Linked DNA regions of Homo sapiens: region 2 is linked to region 1. The links are chromatin loops, found by intact Hi-C in ENCODE. Cell type or tissue: dorsolateral prefrontal cortex. All regions are shown on one strand. Each heading gives the region's core, and the rest is flanking DNA. Links, peaks and the distances in the headings are about the cores only.

Region 1 (9,003 bases), core at 248-8,247:
ATACAGTGTTTATTAATAATTTTCTATTGATGTTAATTTCTTTGTTTGTACTGTGATTCTGTAGGATACAACATGACGGCGATCTGGAGAAGGGGCTATGAGAACTCTGTACTATCTTTGTAACTTTGCTGTAAATCTAAAATTATTTCTGAATAAAAATTTACTTTTAAAGTGCATAGAAAAATAAGAGGAAAAAACAGCCAGGAATGGAAAGAAAGAGAGTTTCAGAGGAAATGTCCTGTGTCTATGATAATTTAATAAGGGGAAATTATTTATTTATTTATTTTTGAGACAGAGTCCTTGCTCTGTCGCCCAGGCTGATGCGATCTCAGCCCACTGCAAGCTCTGTCTCCTGGGTTCATGCCATTCTCCTGCCTCAGCCTCCCAAGTAGCTGGCACTACAGGCACCCACCACCATGCCCAGCTAATTGTTTGTATTTTTAGTAGAGATGGGGTTTCACCATGTTAGCCAGGATGGTCTCGATCTCCTGACCTCGTGATCCACCCGCCGTGGCCTCCCAGAGTGCTGGGATTACAGGCCGTGAGCCACCGCACTGGGCCAATAAGGGGAAATTTTAAAACTAGGGGGTAGTAGCTCACACACAATAAACTAAGATGAATAAATACAAATGACAAAGCCTAGAGTGAACTGATACGTGGACAAAGAGGAGTACTCTAGGATATTACTGATGGGATTATATGCTGCTGCAGGCTTTCTGGAAAGTAATTTTGCAATAAGTGACAGAAGCAATAAAACCGATAGCCTTTGCCCCAGTAATACCAGTTTTAGCAACCTATACCAAAGCAATAATTTAAAAGAAAAAGAAGTCACCTATTTTTATGAAGTTGTAGCTCTGCTCTGTAGTGGGGGAAAAACTCCTCCTATGGATACTGGTGCCTAGACAGATTACGGTGCTATTAATTAAATGAAATATTACCATGGAATTAGGAGTGACCAGGCCGAGGACTACACAGAGGAGCATGTGAAATAATTTTTCAAGAGCTCACTACATGCAACACAGTCTCCTAGGCTGGGTCCTGGAACAGATTAAGGTTATTAGTGGAAAAAATGAGAAAATGTGAATAAAGTTTATAGCAAATAATATGATATCAATATTAATGTCTTAGTTTTGACCGATGTACCATGATTATGAAGAAGTTAATATTAGGGAAAGTTAGGTGAAGGGGTCTAGGAGAACTCAATATTTGCAACTTTTCTACAAATCTGTAATTATTTCAAAATAAAAAGTTAAACAGGAGACTCAGAATTATATACAAACACACATATATGGCTATCAAGTACAAAGACTTTACTGCATAAAAATTTTGGTAGGTTCAAAAAACATTTTCAGAGTTAGAAAAAGACTTTGCTCTTTGGGGAAGTGTGTGTGTGTGTGTGTGTGTGTGTGTGCGCGCGCGCGCGCGCGCGTGCGCGTGCGCGTATGCGTGTGTATGTGTGTGGTGATTTTGTGTTGCCATTGCTATTTAGAGGTTTCACTGAACAACTGATTAAGGTGCCCAGATTCAGAGTAGTAGCTGAAGAGGATTTGGAAGTGTCCCCATCCTGACAGTCTAAAAATAATTTTTATTTTTTTCAGCATGTAAGTTTTAAGTAGGGAGTAAGGAAGATATTTTCTATAATAACTTTTAAGTAATCATTCCTCACAGACTATATTTAGAATTCCATAGTATATCAAATATTATTTTTATTTATTTATTTATTTTTTGAGACGGAGTCTCGCTCTGTCGCCCAGGCTGGAGTGCAGTGGCACAATCTCGGCTCACTGCAAGCTCCGCCTCCAGGGTTGACACCATTCTCCTGCCTCAGCCTCCTGAGTACCTGGGACTACAGGCGCCCACCACCATGCCCAGCTAATTTTCTGTATTTTTAGTAGAGACGGGGTTTCACTGTGTTAGCCCAGATGGTCTCGATCTCTTGACCTCTTGATCTGCCTGCCTTACCCTCCCAAACTGCTGGGATTACAGGCATGAGCCACTGTGCCCAGCCCAAATATTATTTTTAAAGTCAGGATTTTTCGGGGGAGGGGACCACTTGGTTCCTTGGTTCTTGGTGGACTGCAAGAATGTAAAGGGTCATGTAAGGTGAGTAACTTATTCTACAAAGGCACTGGAACATCCAGAAAGCCTAGGTCTTGCCACTCCTCCCTCTGAGGTGCTGGCTCTGGCCCCCAGGCAACACAAAACAGGCAGGAATGACTCCGATAGGGGATGGAAGCTCCTCCAATGTGTCTTCACTGAAGTCAGCTCTGAACTCATGGACTTCTCATGGACAGCAGTGCCTCGATTATGGCTCACTGCGGCCTTTACCTCCCAGGCTCCTCCCACCTCGGTCTCCCAGGTAGCTGGGACCACAGGCATGGGACACCACACCCAGCTATTTTTTTATTTTTTTGTAGCGACAAGGTCTTGCTATGTTGCTAGGCTGGTCTCAAACTCCTGGGCTCTCGAAGTGCTGAGATTACAGGCACAAGCCACTGTACCAGCTTGCAAAAGTCCTTTCAAGATTCTGATGAGCCCTTCTAGGCATTCATTCCATTCATGCTAAAAATCCTCAGGTTAAATAATCACCAGGAGGCACACACAGAAAACCCCACCTGCAGGTCCATGTTAGCAGCTGTGCAAATCTTGAGATCTGAAAAGCTGTAGGTTTTTCATTCTCCCTAGGCTGATCTTTCCTTACTCTCTATATTATTCCAGCCCAGACTGATGCACTGATTATTCTCTTATATTTTCTGTGCCCTTTTTTTTTTTTTAAAGTGTTTGTTCTTAGAAGTCTCCTCACATCTTCTATGGAACAAAGTAAGACACAGATGAATAATACAATGCATGTATTTTTTGTTGTTGTTTAAAACTAAGCACAGCTTTAGGAACGTAAGACAAAGCTGAGCTTCCTTACTAACGTGAACAGACTCATAACAGGCATTGAAATAGACATGCTGGCAATAAAAAGGTGGCAGATAAAGAATTCAGTAAGCAACACAGCCGGAAGGGAAAAAGAGAAAGCCCAACCCACTGACTTGGATTTAATGGAACCAGTCCTCCTATTCCTATTACAATTCCATCTCCATTCCATGCTTTCCCTCTTGTCAATTTCACACCCTGGCTCCACATACATCACTGCCCCAGCCCTTAGTGGTGGACAGAGATATTCACTGCTCCTCTTCCAGCCTTTGCTGATAGAATTTGTAAAACATCAAGTAGCAAAGCAAATTGTTCACAACCTGCGTTCCTTACCATAAAATTTATCTTTAAAGACCAGCAATGTTAGAAGCAGCCCAAGGACTTGTTCAGAATGCCACTGGCTCTAGAGTGGCCATGATATTACTGGCTGTGCTCAGAACAAAGCTGACTTGACCAGAAGCAGCACAGATTTCACTGCAAGCCCTAAGATACTTACAGAACCAACTGGCAATATGGCAGTTTCTGGCAAAGGAGTCAAGGTTTTGAACCTGTATGGTGTTCCCCTCTTAAGTGCTACTAAGAAAACCTATTTGCGATGTTACTTGTAGACACAGATCTGCTTTGGGATTCAGAACAAATAAAAAAGAATCTGGGAAGATTCTTTCTCTCTCCATGGCACAGGAGGGTGAAGGGGAGGGGAGGGGAAGGTGCTGAAGTAGACAAGGTGGAATTCCATGGTTGTTAGCACCGAAGATCAGATGCATAACTTGTAAATGAAAAATGCAAAACGAAAATGCAAGCCCCCGCCCCGTTCAAAAAGCAGGGGGAAGACGCTACAAACAATAATAAAACATAAAAGTTTTTCCTTTCTTCCGTATGCTTTCTCTTGGCTTGTTAAGATGTTTTGTTTTGTTTTGTTTCGAGATGGAGTCTCGCTCTGTCACCCAGGCTGGAGTGCAGTGGCGCGATCTCAGCTCACTGCAACCTCTGCCTCCTGGGTTCAAGTGATTCTCCTGCCTCAGCCTGCTGAGTAGCTGGGATTACAGGCATGTGCCAACAAGCCTGGCTAATTTTTGTATTTTTAGTAGAGACGGGGTTTCACCATGTTGGCCAGTCTGGGCTTGAACTCCTGACCTCAGGTGATCCGCCGCCCTCGGCCTCCAAAAGTGCTGGGATTACAGGCGTAAGGCACCACATCTGGCCGTTAATGTGTTTTTTAATTGCTATTTAATGTTACAATCCCTCAGGCATGGGGATACTTGTAAGTGCAAACCCTTACAAACACTCAGGGCCCTGTCCATATCTTGGTACCTGCACACAGACCATTGGCTTCTGGGTACCCTCTCCCATCAGCTGCTGGACAGATGCACCATGCACTGATCAGGGGCGGGTAAATCAAGCCAGGAACCCTCTCTTCCCATGGCCCCACAATCTCAACCCACAGCAGATGGGTGGCCCATAAATGTATTGCAACATCAGTGTTGGGACATGCTAGGTGCCTGGACTGCGGGTAGGCAAGAGGCTCACCCCCACTGAGTCGCCTGTGGAACACACAGCAGTGTTGCCAGCCCAGACTGGGCTGGTCACCACCACGCTCCAATCCCAAGATACCCAGGGAGTGTGCACTTGACCCCAACCCTCCCGTGCTCACACCCATGTCTCTTCCGCGGTAGAGGGCAGTAGAAGTCTCTACGTAGGGAGGGAGATAGGGAGGTCTGGCAGGGCCTGAGATGCCGGGGGGCCAGAAGGTGAGAACCGCACAGGGACGCTGGGAGGTGGCAGGACTGTGTGCAATCCAAAGCCCAGCCCTCTCATGGACATTCCATTGGACTTGACTTATAAGATACAAATTCAAAGATTAAGAATTTCCTGACAGCAACCTTGAAGCATTCATCCCCACACACAGGGGCCTTCTCATTGTGGGGCCTGTGCAGCTGCACTGGCCACATGCCCAGAAAGCTGGCTCTGTTAGCAACCTACCAGAAGTCCAGAAACAAAATGGACACAAGTTTGCCCCAACTGCCCCCAGTTTTCCATCATAAAACCTAATTATCCAATCTGTGTTTATGACAGGAATGGCAAAGAGATTTCACCTTGCACAGATATGAGGCTGCTCTGGTGGCGGTAGGTGGGAGGGGTCTCACACCCTACCTGTTTAGCTTCCTCTCCCATTGCTTTGCAAGGCAGAGCCTGGTGTATCTTTAAAGACTTCTAAAGCCCACCCATTTGAACAATAATGGTAATTTATTACATTGTGCAAAGAGCTGACGTAGTGAGATACAGGCAGAGTCTTGATGGTTCTAGAAATCCCCCCAAACCTAACTTAGCCTAGGGGTTTTCTTCAAGTGTCAGGGAGATTAGGAAAGAGAAAATTGAGGGATAATTACTTATTAAATGGCTCTGGGTTGATGGTTTGTAAAAACTGGACAATGATCCAAAGTCATTATTTGGATCTAAGAATATAACCTGGTGGCTGAAAGCAAGTCTTTACAAACCTTGGCTTCTGGGTCACTGTTGATACTACAAGAATCATCATCATCAGGGTGTGGGGCATTTCTAGGCAGAAAAACAGAAAAGTGGACTTAGAATTCTATTGCAAACTATCTGCACAAAGCCATACATTGACAGCAGGTCGATCCTACTAATGTCCTACCTGAGTTTCAAAGATGCATAGCGTAGGGTTGCTCCTTCAAACTCTTTTAAACTGGGGTCCGGGTTAACAGTGGCTGCATGCAAATCCTAGAGGAAAATAGAACCTTGTTAATGTACAATGGGGGAGAAGACCATTCATTGCCTCAAATATCAAAGGGGAGAAACGTCTTCCCAGCAAGAGGCAGAGAGTGTACGTGAGCTTAGGCAGAGAAAGGCATGCAAGGACTGTTGAATGCTGACTGGTGCAAACTCCTGTTCTTACAAAACAACGGGGAACCTAGGGCATTCACAATGGGAGACACCAAAAAAAGGCAACAGGAGTGTGAGCTGAATGCCCCTAGCAAGAAGCCCGATCACTGTGTCCCTGCAGAATGCATGATATTCACAAAGAAGAAAAATATACAGCCACAGCCATGCAGAAAGGATAAAATATTAAATGATCTAAGATCTGACAATATACTTGCCTTCCAAATGTCACTATTAATCTTTCCCCCATTCAGAACAGCAAAATCACTCCATGGCTGTTTCTAGACATATAATTATTCACATAGGAAAAAAGCACATTGATTTAAAGAAAAAGAAAAGAAAAGAAAAAAAAAAAACACAAGACACTGTTGTTAGCATTGATATTCACAAGATGGGTTAGGGAACAAGTTAACTCTAACAGCAACTTGTTGGCTCACTCCCTCTATGTCTAGATTATCACCTGAAGACGAGGGCAGGAGAGTGATGGTGCTTTAATTACTTACCAAATAAATGACTAAACATTATTAGAAGCAGACAGTGAAGTTATTTCCTTAAGGTAATTTTAAAAGCAAACAATATAATTCCAAGTATTCAATAACTAGCATACCTAATTCCATAATAATCATTTTCCTCCCTATAAACCAAACAGAACTGTTTTCTGGTGGTGGGGGTGGAATGAGGGACGGGTACCGTGTTTGTTTGGAAACTAGGGAATGCCCATGGCTGAGGGCCCCAAAAGTTGGGGGTCAAGATATTTTCACTTAAAAGAAAAAAAGGAGAATGATGGGGAGAGAGGGTTAGTGAAGAACACAGACTGACATCAACACTTGGCGGAAATTTAACCTAACAAAAAACAACTCTAAACAGTCTAACATAAATTTCTCTAATTCATAAAAGCTCTACTTTTTTTTTTTTGCTTCAAAAGCTTCTTCACAAATTAATACTTGATCATGAAATGATTTTCTAAACGTAATTATAGTGCAAGGCATGAAGCCTGGCTTTGTTGCGAGAGCTCTTGCAATAACTGATTTCCAAATCTAAACAACTGCTCCATCCACCTCAGACAATGAGAAAATGTCTTTTCTTTCTACTAGGCCTAGTGAATATTCAAGTATTTTTCATCTAAGATTTGGGGAAATAAGCAAGCAAGGCTAATAAAACTCAGGGACAGTCTTGTGAATTGCTTTACTGACTGGTTAGGCAAATCTGTTTGTATAAGAAATCAACCATCAAAACTTTTCAGCTAAATCACTTTTCAACTGAAGTTCTTTGAAAATGAGAAGTGAATAATGACCCATAACTTTTACTCACAACATTGATACAGTTTTAAAAACCACTAAAAGCAGAAAAAAACTAAGCTTAAATGTCTTGTGCGTCGAAAGATGCATTTATTTTGTTTAAAAATTTTTTTGAGACAGGGTCTCACTCTGTCACCCAGGCTGGAGTGCAGTGGCCCAATCACAGCTCACTGTAGCCTTGACCTCCTGGCTCAAGCAATCCTCCTGCCTTGGCCTCCTGAGTAGCTGGGACTATTCAGGTGCATGCTACTACACCTGGCTAATTTTTTAAAACTTTTTTGTTGAGATGGGGGTTCCATTATGCTACCCAGGCTGGTCTTGAACTCCTGAGCTCAAGTGATCCTCCCACTTAGGCCTTCCAAAGTGCTGGGATTACAGGCGTAAGCCATGGCGCCTGGTGCAACATGCACTTACCAAACTCTGCAAGCCTCTCTGAGAGCAAAGACACTTCAAATTTAGACCCATTATTACTATTGCACATGTGGTGTCATTTTCATTTTTGGTCTAGGCACCTAAACTGCAGCTTTTCAAAATAAAATGGGAACTTAGACCACTATATTTACTTTTAAAAAATAATTTCTCTTAATGAATAAAGGGCAGGAATGTTGCCCAATCCCTTACCTTTCCCCTCACTCTACCCCCAGAAGCAGTGTTCAGTCTTTATGAAGAGAAAATTAATAACCTAGGGCAATCTTAACCTGTTAGCTCGGAGGAGCTATGAACCCCTGAAATGGGTGCGGGGTTTTGTACATGTACATTTTCCTGAGAGAAAGATGCCCAATTTTTCTCATATTTCCAGATGGGCCAGTGACCAATTTCGGTTTGGACCACTGTAGGGCTACTAATATGGATGTGAGATGAGGACCTGAAATATCAAGTACAAAATAAAATTTTAAGCTAGAATTTCTTTTTCAAAAAGAAAACAAGCTTATATGGCCTCAAATTGTCATCACTGTTTACATGTGAGCAATATTTGTTGTTAAGTTGAACTTTAAAAAAGGATAATCAGATGATGAATTAGGAAGACCCAAGATAATTGTGTCTTTGTGGAGAAATTTATAAAGAAACAAGAAAAACAAAGTTACCTCACAAAAAGAATTTCAGAAATTATCCCCAAGGGACCCTATATGTTGAGGCTACAGAAAGTAAAAGAAGAGTATTTTCTAAAACAAGTACTCAGAAAAGTCTTCAGTACCTAATTAAAACAGTTCTCTGCGTGTGTGTGGTTTTTAAAATTTTTAATGCATTTACTCTTTGGACATAAGGGTATCTGTAAAGCAAAAGCTAAAAACAGTATTAAGACTGTCAGAATCCAGCTCTCATGTTATGGAAACATGAGTTAGATGGCAAATGTCCAACAATCACCTTTTACAGATTTAAATAAACAAAGGCTCTGTATAGTGATTTTACAAAAACTTAACACGGGCACTCTTAAGGAAATCCTTTAGCACAAAACTCAGTAAGGAAATGGAAACTGGCATTATATGTGTTATGACTGGGCCAAAGATCTTTTTTCCCCTCCTATATTTACAACTATTCATTTACATCAAATATGACAAACTTTCTCCAATGTATAAGTGACCATAATTTTTCTTTTTTAAAAAATTAAAGTCAATGAAAGACAAAGTCACTTTGTCTTAAATTTTAAGAATTACATGGTCTATTCATCTAACTTTTTTAATTAAGAAGAGAGAATATTTTCTATATTTGGCTAATAAGTTTTGCTAATAATTTTTAGTTAACAAATTTTTAAAAAAGCACAACCCAACAGAGATTCTTTGGTTCTACAGAAAGTCTGTATCCACCCCCGTAGGGGTGGGAGAGATGAAGGAGGAAGAGGAGAGACAAAGAGAAAAACATTAAAAGGGGAAAAAGCAAGTTGGAC
Region 2 (9,003 bases), core at 705-8,704, 130 kb after region 1:
ATACCACCCACTCTTTCGTGTGGCCACCAAATGAACACTACATCTCTAGGACCCGCTCCACTGCAATCCTGACCTTGGAACTTCCTCTCTCCCCAACAACTTTTCTTGGTTGTCACACCCCTCTGACTCCTCTCTCATCTACTGAAGCAGGCACACAGCGTGGTTAAAAGCACAGACTCTGGAGCTGAAAGGCCTGGGTTCAAATCTCAGCTCCACCATTGTCTGTGTAGGCTTAAGTAAGTTGCTTCTATAGCTCCTGTGTGCCTCAGTTTCCTGTCATTGAGTGATAATAGTTGCATCTATGTAACAGAGTTGTAGTGAAGAATAAAAGTATACACATTAAGTGCTCAGAACAGTGTCTATGTAAGTGGCTAATAACTTAATGGTAATAAATGTAACTTCTGGCTGGGCGCAGTGGCTCACCCCTGCAATCCCAGCACTTTGGGAGGCCAAGGTGGGTGGATCACCTGAGGTCAGGAGTTCAAGACCAGCCTGGCCAATGTGGTGAAACCCTGTCTCTACTAAAAATACAAAAAATTAGCCAGGCATGGTGGCAGGTGCCTGTGGGAGGCTGAGGCAGGAGAAGCACTTGAACCTGGGAAGCGGAAGTTGCAGTGAGCCGAGATCGCGGCACTGCACTCCAGCCTGGGCAACAAGAGCTAAACTCCATCTCAAAAAAATAAATAAATAAATAAATATAAAAAATAAAATAAGTAAAATAAATGTAACTTCTTATTAAGAATATACTCTTTGTTCTTATTGGCATATGCACTCCCCTAGGCCCTTCTCATTTGATCCCAGTTCATCAGATCCCTCCGTAATGTACCATTTAATGTGTCCTTCAAATCCCACCCAGGAGACCTGCATTCCCATGCCTGATCTGCCAACAACTTGATCTGAATTGCATTCCTCCCCAGACCATTGTGTCCTGTTGGAGGAAGATGATCTGGAAATTGTGTTCTCCTGGGCTTTACTGACTGCACACATCTTTACCAGCCTTCCCCTCCTCTAAACTGCTTCATCACATAAACTGATTCTAAATGACACAGTTACCACCTTTGGTCACATCCACAGATGAGATATAAGAATTGAGGGCAATATGTAACTCTTCTCAATACCCCAGAGAAGTCAACACAGTATTCGGAGTATAGCAAACACAGTCTCTACCTATTAATTGGCACTGGTCACCCTATCTCCTCTTAACTGTACCTTTTCCCTCAAAAAAGGGAAGCGTCTTTATAAACTGCACCCCGCTTACTTGCTTAAACTGGATCCTGCGGTGTGAGGATCAGTGATTTCAAAACAAAAAGCTACTATCTCTTGTTCAAAAACAACAGGAATCCTCTTTACCCCTAACTAAGCCCAAGACACAAGGATAGGATGGCAGCAGGTATGCCTGATTTCCAGAGTTAGCCAAGTCATGTTGGATTTATTGGTATTGAGTTCCAAATAACTAATATGTAACATAAGCTCTTTGTGGAATTTTCTTGTACTCTGGGAGAGGGGGATCAACTTTCCCAAAAATTGGACACTCCTAGGGAGGAATTCAGGGGAGAAAACAAATGGAATCCCATGGACTTAAGTATTTTCCATAAAATCAAAAAAGACAGACTAAAAAGTCTAGATATTCCTTTAACAAAGCATCATCTATAAAATATTCAGGCAGGGCACGGTGTCTCAAGCCTGTAATCCCAGCACTTTGGGAGGCTGAGGCGGGCAGATCACCTCAGGTCAGGAGTTCAAGACCAGCCTGGCCAAAATGGTGAAACCCCCTCTCTACTAAAAATACAAAAATTAGCTGGGTGTGGTGGTGGGCACCTGTAATCCCAGCTACTCAGGAGGCTGAGGCAGGAGAATCACTTGAATTCGGGAGGCAGAGGTTACAGTGAGCCGAGATAGCGCTATTGCACTCCAGCCTGGGCAACAAGAGTAAGACTCCGTCTCAAAAACAAAAATAAATACAATGTTCAATAGTATATGTTGCTGTTTTCTTTTTCTTAGTATATATTCATAACAGAAAGGTCTAGAAGCTACAGAGGCAAACAACAAACTGACCTATCTTATGACTCTGAAATAAATATGCCAAGTCATTCGTTTAGAATTCTATTGGTTTCATCTTGCACGGATTTTTGTGGCCTTTTGTGCAAAGGAAGGTCAGCAGAGTTCACTTCTCCTGAGGACAATTTCAGGTTTGCATAAATGAGCAAGTGTCCAAGAACCTGGAAAAATAAGTCCTTTTGCTTTGGTTTCAAAATGAGGCCCCATAAAAAGTTGCATGTGTTTCTCCTTTCCCTTCTGGAGGCTGCTCGCAGAAGATAGGTCTTAAGCTTCCCAAGTCTGGCTGGGGCATTTCCTCCCCGCTCTTCCTTTAGCAGAGGTGCTGTGCCTCCTGCCCTGAGGACAACACATTCTTCTCATCTTTTTCAGGGGCAAAGCCTGTCCTCTCACACACATGGGACCCTTTCTGACCTACCCCCAGCATCCTAATCCTCTTCATGTGGAGTATAGGGAAGGGAAAAAGGACTAAAGTCCCTCCAAAGACTATTCTGGCATGTTTCCAGAGTCTCATTCTGCAACAAAAGCAGACACCAGGTAGGCTTCTTTCCAGGGCATCCGATTCCTCCTGGTGAAGACTTGTCACAGGGCTTCTTAGTCCCACTCTATTTGCTGGAAAAGGGAAAGTGATAGATCCAGAGCATCCAAACAAAAAGGACACTCTTTTATTACAACAAAATAAGACTGCAAATCTCTACCCTGGAAGTAGCGAATTACAAGAGAGGTTTAAAAAAAAAAAAAGCAAGAGCAAGTTACAAAGAAGGGACTTAATTTGGACTATTGAAATTTCATTTCTTTCTTCAGTGAAAGATAAATACATAGAAGTAACCTTTCTTTACTAGTCTCAACATCAAGATGTAAGATTATGTACTAGGTATGTGAAAACAAGGTCTGTATTTATGAGTATCTGAAAATAATGGCGGTCAACAGGCCTCAGATCACCAATTTTACAGGTTGGGTTCACATGCCATGTAAAAATCTAGAATCTAACTGACGGACTCTGAGACATGCACAGAAAGTTATCTACAAGTAAGGAGGTAGCCACGGATAAGACTATGCTACACTACAAAAATGTGGTTACTCAGGTTCATGGCATCTCAGTAGAGGGATGTGCAGAGCACCCATTCACTGAATTAATACTTAACATCTAAAGTTCTGCAGAAATCAGGGATTGCAATTTGGTGACAAAAATATCTTAAAATTCTTTAATAGGATGGTGGTAATAAAGTTTCCAATCAACATGGTGAGCTGAGGTGACAGGGAAGGGCTCTGCCTGTTTCAAACACGTGGAAAAACTGAGGGAGAGATCATTAACAACTAAGAAAATACTAAGAAAAAAATCAAAATCACAAGAAATAAATCCCTGGGCCAGAACCAAAGATAGAACTTAAAGTCAGATGAGAGAAAGTTAAAGCTCTGAAGATGTAAAAGGCTATCAGAACATGAGACAGGCTTAGTGTGTAGGGGCTGAGATCCTGATGAACCCTGGAGAACAAAGGGTCATATCTCACCAACAAGAAATCAAAATTTAAACGGCTCCCACCTAGAGGTATGGCATCCAAATACAGAACACCCATGAAGCATCAGGTCCCCAAGCCAAGAAAACAATAACATTAGGCTGGGCGAGGTGGCTCACGCCTATAATCCCAGCACTTTGGGAGGCCGAGGCAGGCGGATCACCTGAGGTCAGGAGTTTGAGACCAGCCTGGCCAACATGGTGAAAACCCATCTCTACTAAAAATACAAAAATTAGCCAGGCATGGTGGCAGGCGCCTGTAATCCCAACTACTCAGGTGGCTGAGACAGGAGAATTGCTTGAACCCAGGATGTTGGGGGCAAGCCCCCCAAAATCTGGCCATAAACTGGCCCCAAGACTGGCCATAAACAAAATATCGGCAGCACTGTGACATGTTCACAATGGCCCTAACGCCCAAGCTGGAAGGTTGTGGGTTTACGCGAATGAGGGCAAGGAACACCTGGCCCGCCCAGGGCGGAAAACCGCTTAAAGGCGTTCTTAAGCCACAAACAATAGCATGAGCAATTTATGCCTTAAGGGCATGTTCCTGCTGCAGTTAACTAGCCCAACCTATTTCTTTAATTTGGCCCATCCCTTCATTTCCCTTAAGTGATACTTTTAGTTAATTTATTATTTATAGAAACAATGCTAATGACTGGTTTGCTGTTAATAAGTATGTGGGTAAATCTCTGTTCGGGGCTCTCAGCTCTGAAGGCTGTGAGACCCCTGATTTCCCACTTCACACCTCTATATTTCTGTGTGTGTGTCTTTAATTCCTCTAGTGCCGCTGGGTTAGAGTCTCCCCGACCAAGCTGGTCTCCGCACCGGGAGGCAGAGGTTGCAGTGAGTCAAGATCGTGCCACTCCACTCCAGCCTATGTAACAAACAGCAAAACTCCGTCTCAAAAAAAAATAAAATAATAATAATAACAATAACACTGGTCCAGAAGCCAGGACACCCATGGGGCACTAACTGAGGAAAATGAGAAAGTGGGGGATTTGCACAATCCTAGTTGTACAGGACTCCCACATAAAACAACCTCTACTGAAGAGACTTACAGTGAAAGCTTAACACCAAACAAGAAACAATTTACCAAAAGAGACAGTCGACACAACTGGCAAAACCTGTGCCCAAGAGCTAGAAATAGAAAAGTAAATAGCGGTTGTTCAGGAAAAAGTTACCATGAATACAACTAAAGCTAAAGAGAACCATGTGTGTTGGAAAACAGGATTTGCAAAAACTTGTAATATGCAAAGAATTTCTCCCCTTATCAATGCTGAGCTAAGTTTCTAAGCAAGTACTTCATTCATTCATCCATTCGATATATATTATTAAGCATTTATTCAGCGTCAGGCTCCAATTACTCCCTCCCCCTCAGTCGTGGCTGGCACAGGCTCTGAGGATGGTTATTATCCAGTTCCACCCCTTAGCCCAAGATGACTCCACAAATACTGGAGCAACTACCGTAGATATAATAGTGTCCTCACTCACAGAGGAGAGGAGGGAAATAGTACTGGAGTTCAGACAAATTATATACATGTGCCAAAATATAAAAGGAATTTAGGACACAAGCAAGCATCAAGAGGGAGATTTAAGAGCTGCAGGAACACGTGCTTCCAGCAGGGAAACCAGGAAAACTCCCTGGGAAAGAGAACGACTCTGCTGCACCCCATGGCAAAAGCAGGATTTTAGCGGGTTACCAAAAGATGGATCCACATACCAGAGGGGAAACAGCAGGAGCAAAGGCACGTGACCCAAAGGCACAGGGTGTACCCTGGCAGGAGCAGCCCACACAGACTACTATAAATGTCTACTGAATAGCAATAATACTAACAACAATAACGATCATTCATCATGAGTAATGGGTAATAAAAATAAGGAGCAGTGAAAGGAAACCTAAAGGACTCAAATACCAGGGTGACCTTTTAAACTAGTGGGGACACACTAAACATTTTCAGCAGGGAAGCGGCATGGTCAGAGCCATGCCTCAGTTAGATTCATTTGGCTACTATGCATGAGTTAAGTTTGCAGGCAAAGAGACTGCAGGCCAAGGTCTGGAAGCTATTGTAACAGTCCAGATCCTCACAGCTGCAGTTGCAGTGGTGGCTGCAGTCATCCAAAGGAATGGATAGGTACAGACAAAAATGAACAAATATGCAATTTTTATTAGCAATTCCTGGAATATAGTCATGTGTTGCTGAACAACAGAAATACATTCTGAGAAATGCATCGTTGGGCGATTTCATTGCTGTGCAAACATCACCATGGAGTGTTCTTACACAAACCTAGATGGTACAGCCTACTACACACCGAGGCTAGATGGCACAGCCTACTACACACCTAGGCTAGATGGCAGAGCCTAGTGTTCCCAGGCTACAAACCTGTACAGCGTGTTACTGTACTGAATACCGCAGGCAAATGTGATACAATGATAAGTATTTGGGCACCTAAACATATCTAAACATAGAAAAGGTACAGGAGAAATAGGGTCTTATAATCTTATGGGACTACTGTTGTACATGCAGTCCATCATAGATTGAAACATTGTTATGTGGCACATGACTCATTTTAAAACTGGAGTTTTAACATAAACACAAATATCTGTATGAAAAGCCTGGCAAGAACAGCTCTAGCTATTTACTTCTTATTTTCGTGCTCAATGGATGCCATTCTGCATTCCATCCAAGAGCAGCACCCTGTCCTGAAAGGAGATAGCCTGGAAAGGCAGAATAATCTCAAAACAGAAAGAAAGAAAATTAAAACTCCAGTCTGACATACAAGCCTCAAAAACAATGTAGAGCACAGCAGTATGCACTGCTGACCCTTGACTGATGATTCCGACCACACCTGATGATAAAATTATTAACTATGGCATGTTGCTGTTGTTTTTTACTGAAATCGTTTCCCTTCTCCAGGGAACAGTTGTGGCCCTGTTCAGACACAGGCCTGGTGAGCAGGCCCCAGGTCAAATTGGCTTTCCTGCCTTATGTGAGGGCAGCAAGGGCTGCTAAGGTTAACATTTCTTTCTGCTATGAGTAGCCTCTGCAGAACGTCAGCTTGAGGTTTCAACAAGCAAATCTTATTTATTTATTTATTTATTTATTTATTTATTATTTTGAGTTTTGCTCTTGTCGCCCAGGCTGGAGTGCAATGCCACAATCCTGGCTCACTGCAACCTCCGCCTCCCAGGTTCAAGCAATTCTCCTGCCTCAGCCTCTCTCGTAGCTGGCATTACAGGCGCCCTCAAACACACCCAGCTAATTTTTGTATTTTTTTTTTTAGTAGAAATGGGGCTTTACCATGTTGGCCAGGCTGGTCTCGAATTCCTGACCTCCGGTGATCCGCCCACCTTGGCCTCCCGAAGTGCTGGGGTTACAGCACCCAGCCAAATCTTATTTAATGATCAGGAGAAGCAAGCTACAAAGGAGTACGCAGAAGGGAGGAATGGAGAACAAATCAAATAAAATAAGTAACAGTGTTCATGCCTTGGACTGAGGGATCAACACCGGGAAAAGAAATCAGAGATGGAAACCATGAGAGGGTACGAACCACACTCTAGTTCCAGGGAAGGGCATTTCAGGCAATGTGTTATGCAGATGTGTGCCCCCGGAAAAGCAGTCACTCACTCTCCCTCCACCAGAAAAAAGGCACAAAGTGACAAGCTCAGCAGAGGCCTCGGGGCAGCAATCTCTACGCTGAGCACAGGTAGCACGTTTCTGGCACCCAGTGAGGAGAAGATAGTTTTCTCCTAAAGAGCTTTTAGTAAGAAACAAGTCAAATGAAAATAAAGAGCTTCCTTGCAATTACTGGACAGCACACACCTCTGCAGCTCAGGGCCCTTCGGTAATCTCTGGAAAGGCACTCAGCTGATGGCCAATGTGTCATTCTCTAAGATGAAAAAAGGAGCAAGTCCACATATGTGAATTTTTCAGATAAATTTACTTCTTCCACTCCAAGAGCCCAAATGTTAGCATTTTAACCACTGTGAAAGAACGATGTTCTCAAAATATATTAGCTTGAACCATATGAAATTAACCTTCTGTATGTCAAAAATGCTCAAGTACTAACAATTTCACTTGGATCAATGGCAGTACATGCCCTTCAACTTTCTTCTACATAGGGGTGGGCAAATTTTTTCTTAACAGGCTCACAGATATTTTAGGCTTTGAGGGCCAAGAGACAAAAAAGAGATTATGTAGGTGCTTATATAACCATTTAAAATGTAACCATTTAAAAATATAAAAACCACCCTCAGCTCCTATAAAAATAAGCATGGGCTGGATCTGACCTATTGGCTACAGTATGCAGATCCCTGTTATACAGGGTACAGGTGTAAACTTTTTTCTGATGATGCTCACTATGAAAATTGATAATTTCAGAGTAAATCTGTAACACCCTTGGAGATGCTAACAATATCTGAAAATATGTGAAGAGCTGTTTACCCCAACACTGCTGGCTTTAATGCTGGTTGTTGGTCCGAATCCCTATTCTATTATCAGCTATCCCTCCCTACTGCTATAAAGTGCCACTGCTTTTAACTGTCTGACTTACTTTACAAACAATTGTCTGGGTGAGGGCTTGAGGGTGGTTCTAACTTTGCTTTCTTTTTTCTTTTTTTGAAACAGAGTCTCGCTCTGTCACCCACGCCGGAATGCAGTGGTGCAATCTCAGCTCACTGCAACCTGTACCTCCTGGGCTCAAGCAATCCTCCCACCTCAGCCTCCCGAGTAGCTGGGACTACAGGCACATGCCACCATACCTGGCTAATTTTTGTATTTTTTGTAGAGACAGGGTTTCATCATGTTGCCCAAGCTGGTCTTAAACTCCTGGGCTCAAGTGATCTGCCTACCTCAGCCTCCCAAAATGCTGGGATTTTTTTTTTTTTTTTTTTTTTTTGAGACAGAATCTCGCTGTGTCGCCCAGGCTGGAGTGCTGTGTCGCCCAGGCTGGAGTGCAGTGGCGCGATCTCGGTTCACTGCAAGCTCCGCTTCCCGGGTTCACGCCATCCTCCTGCCTCAGCCTCCCGAGTAGCTGGGACTACAGGCACCCGCCCCCACACCTGGCTAATTTTTTGTATTTTTAGTAGAGACGGGGTTTCACTGTGTTAGCCAGGATGGTCTCCATCTCCTGATCTTGTGATCCGCCCGCCTCATCCTCCCAAAGTGCTGGGATTACAGGCGTGAGCCACCACGCCTGGCCCCAAAATGCTGGGATTACAGACTTGAGCCACTGCTGGGATTACAGGCATGAGCCCAGCCATAACTTTCCTATAAAGAAAAAAACTGAGCTGCACAAGGTAATAGGACTTAAAGATGAATATGAATAAGCATAATTACAGAAAGGATATGGGGGCAAAAGCACTTATGGGGAATTACCCCAAATTTCCCCTGACTTGGAGCCAAAATTCCACAGGTTCCAAAGGAAAGCAACAA

The links. Hi-C counts contacts between places; a loop is a spot of excess contacts. Peaks named below come from ENCODE experiments on the same cell type or tissue, not always from the same donor. Only the 100,000 strongest peaks of a DNase experiment are listed, where the experiment ranks them.
Region 2: it touches region 1 in a loop (4-fold over the local background); 6 of 110 quality-filtered maps call a loop at or near these places.

The regions. Positions count from the first base shown.
Region 1 is chr4:40,929,039-40,938,041 of GRCh38, forward strand. APBB2 (amyloid beta precursor protein binding family B member 2) reads right to left here. Exons shown (of 18, transcript NM_004307.2): 8 at 6,039-6,101; 9 at 5,576-5,661; 10 at 5,418-5,478. Among named protein-coding and RNA genes, the nearest start is that of NSUN7, 180 kb to the left of the region's middle. In dorsolateral prefrontal cortex, for the core only: a CTCF peak has its summit at 4,623 (motif pointing right); DNase peaks (open chromatin) are centred at 4,600 and 4,873; H3K27ac peaks cover 5,230 bases.
Region 2 is chr4:41,055,508-41,064,510 of GRCh38, forward strand. The region is part of intron 4 of APBB2 (amyloid beta precursor protein binding family B member 2); the gene reads right to left. Among named protein-coding and RNA genes, the nearest start is that of APBB2, 150 kb to the right of the region's middle. RefSeq lists an enhancer at 8,164-8,664. In dorsolateral prefrontal cortex, for the core only: no CTCF peak of the experiment used is centred there; DNase peaks (open chromatin) are centred at 5,314 and 5,640; H3K4me3 peaks cover 761 bases; H3K27ac peaks cover 5,003 bases.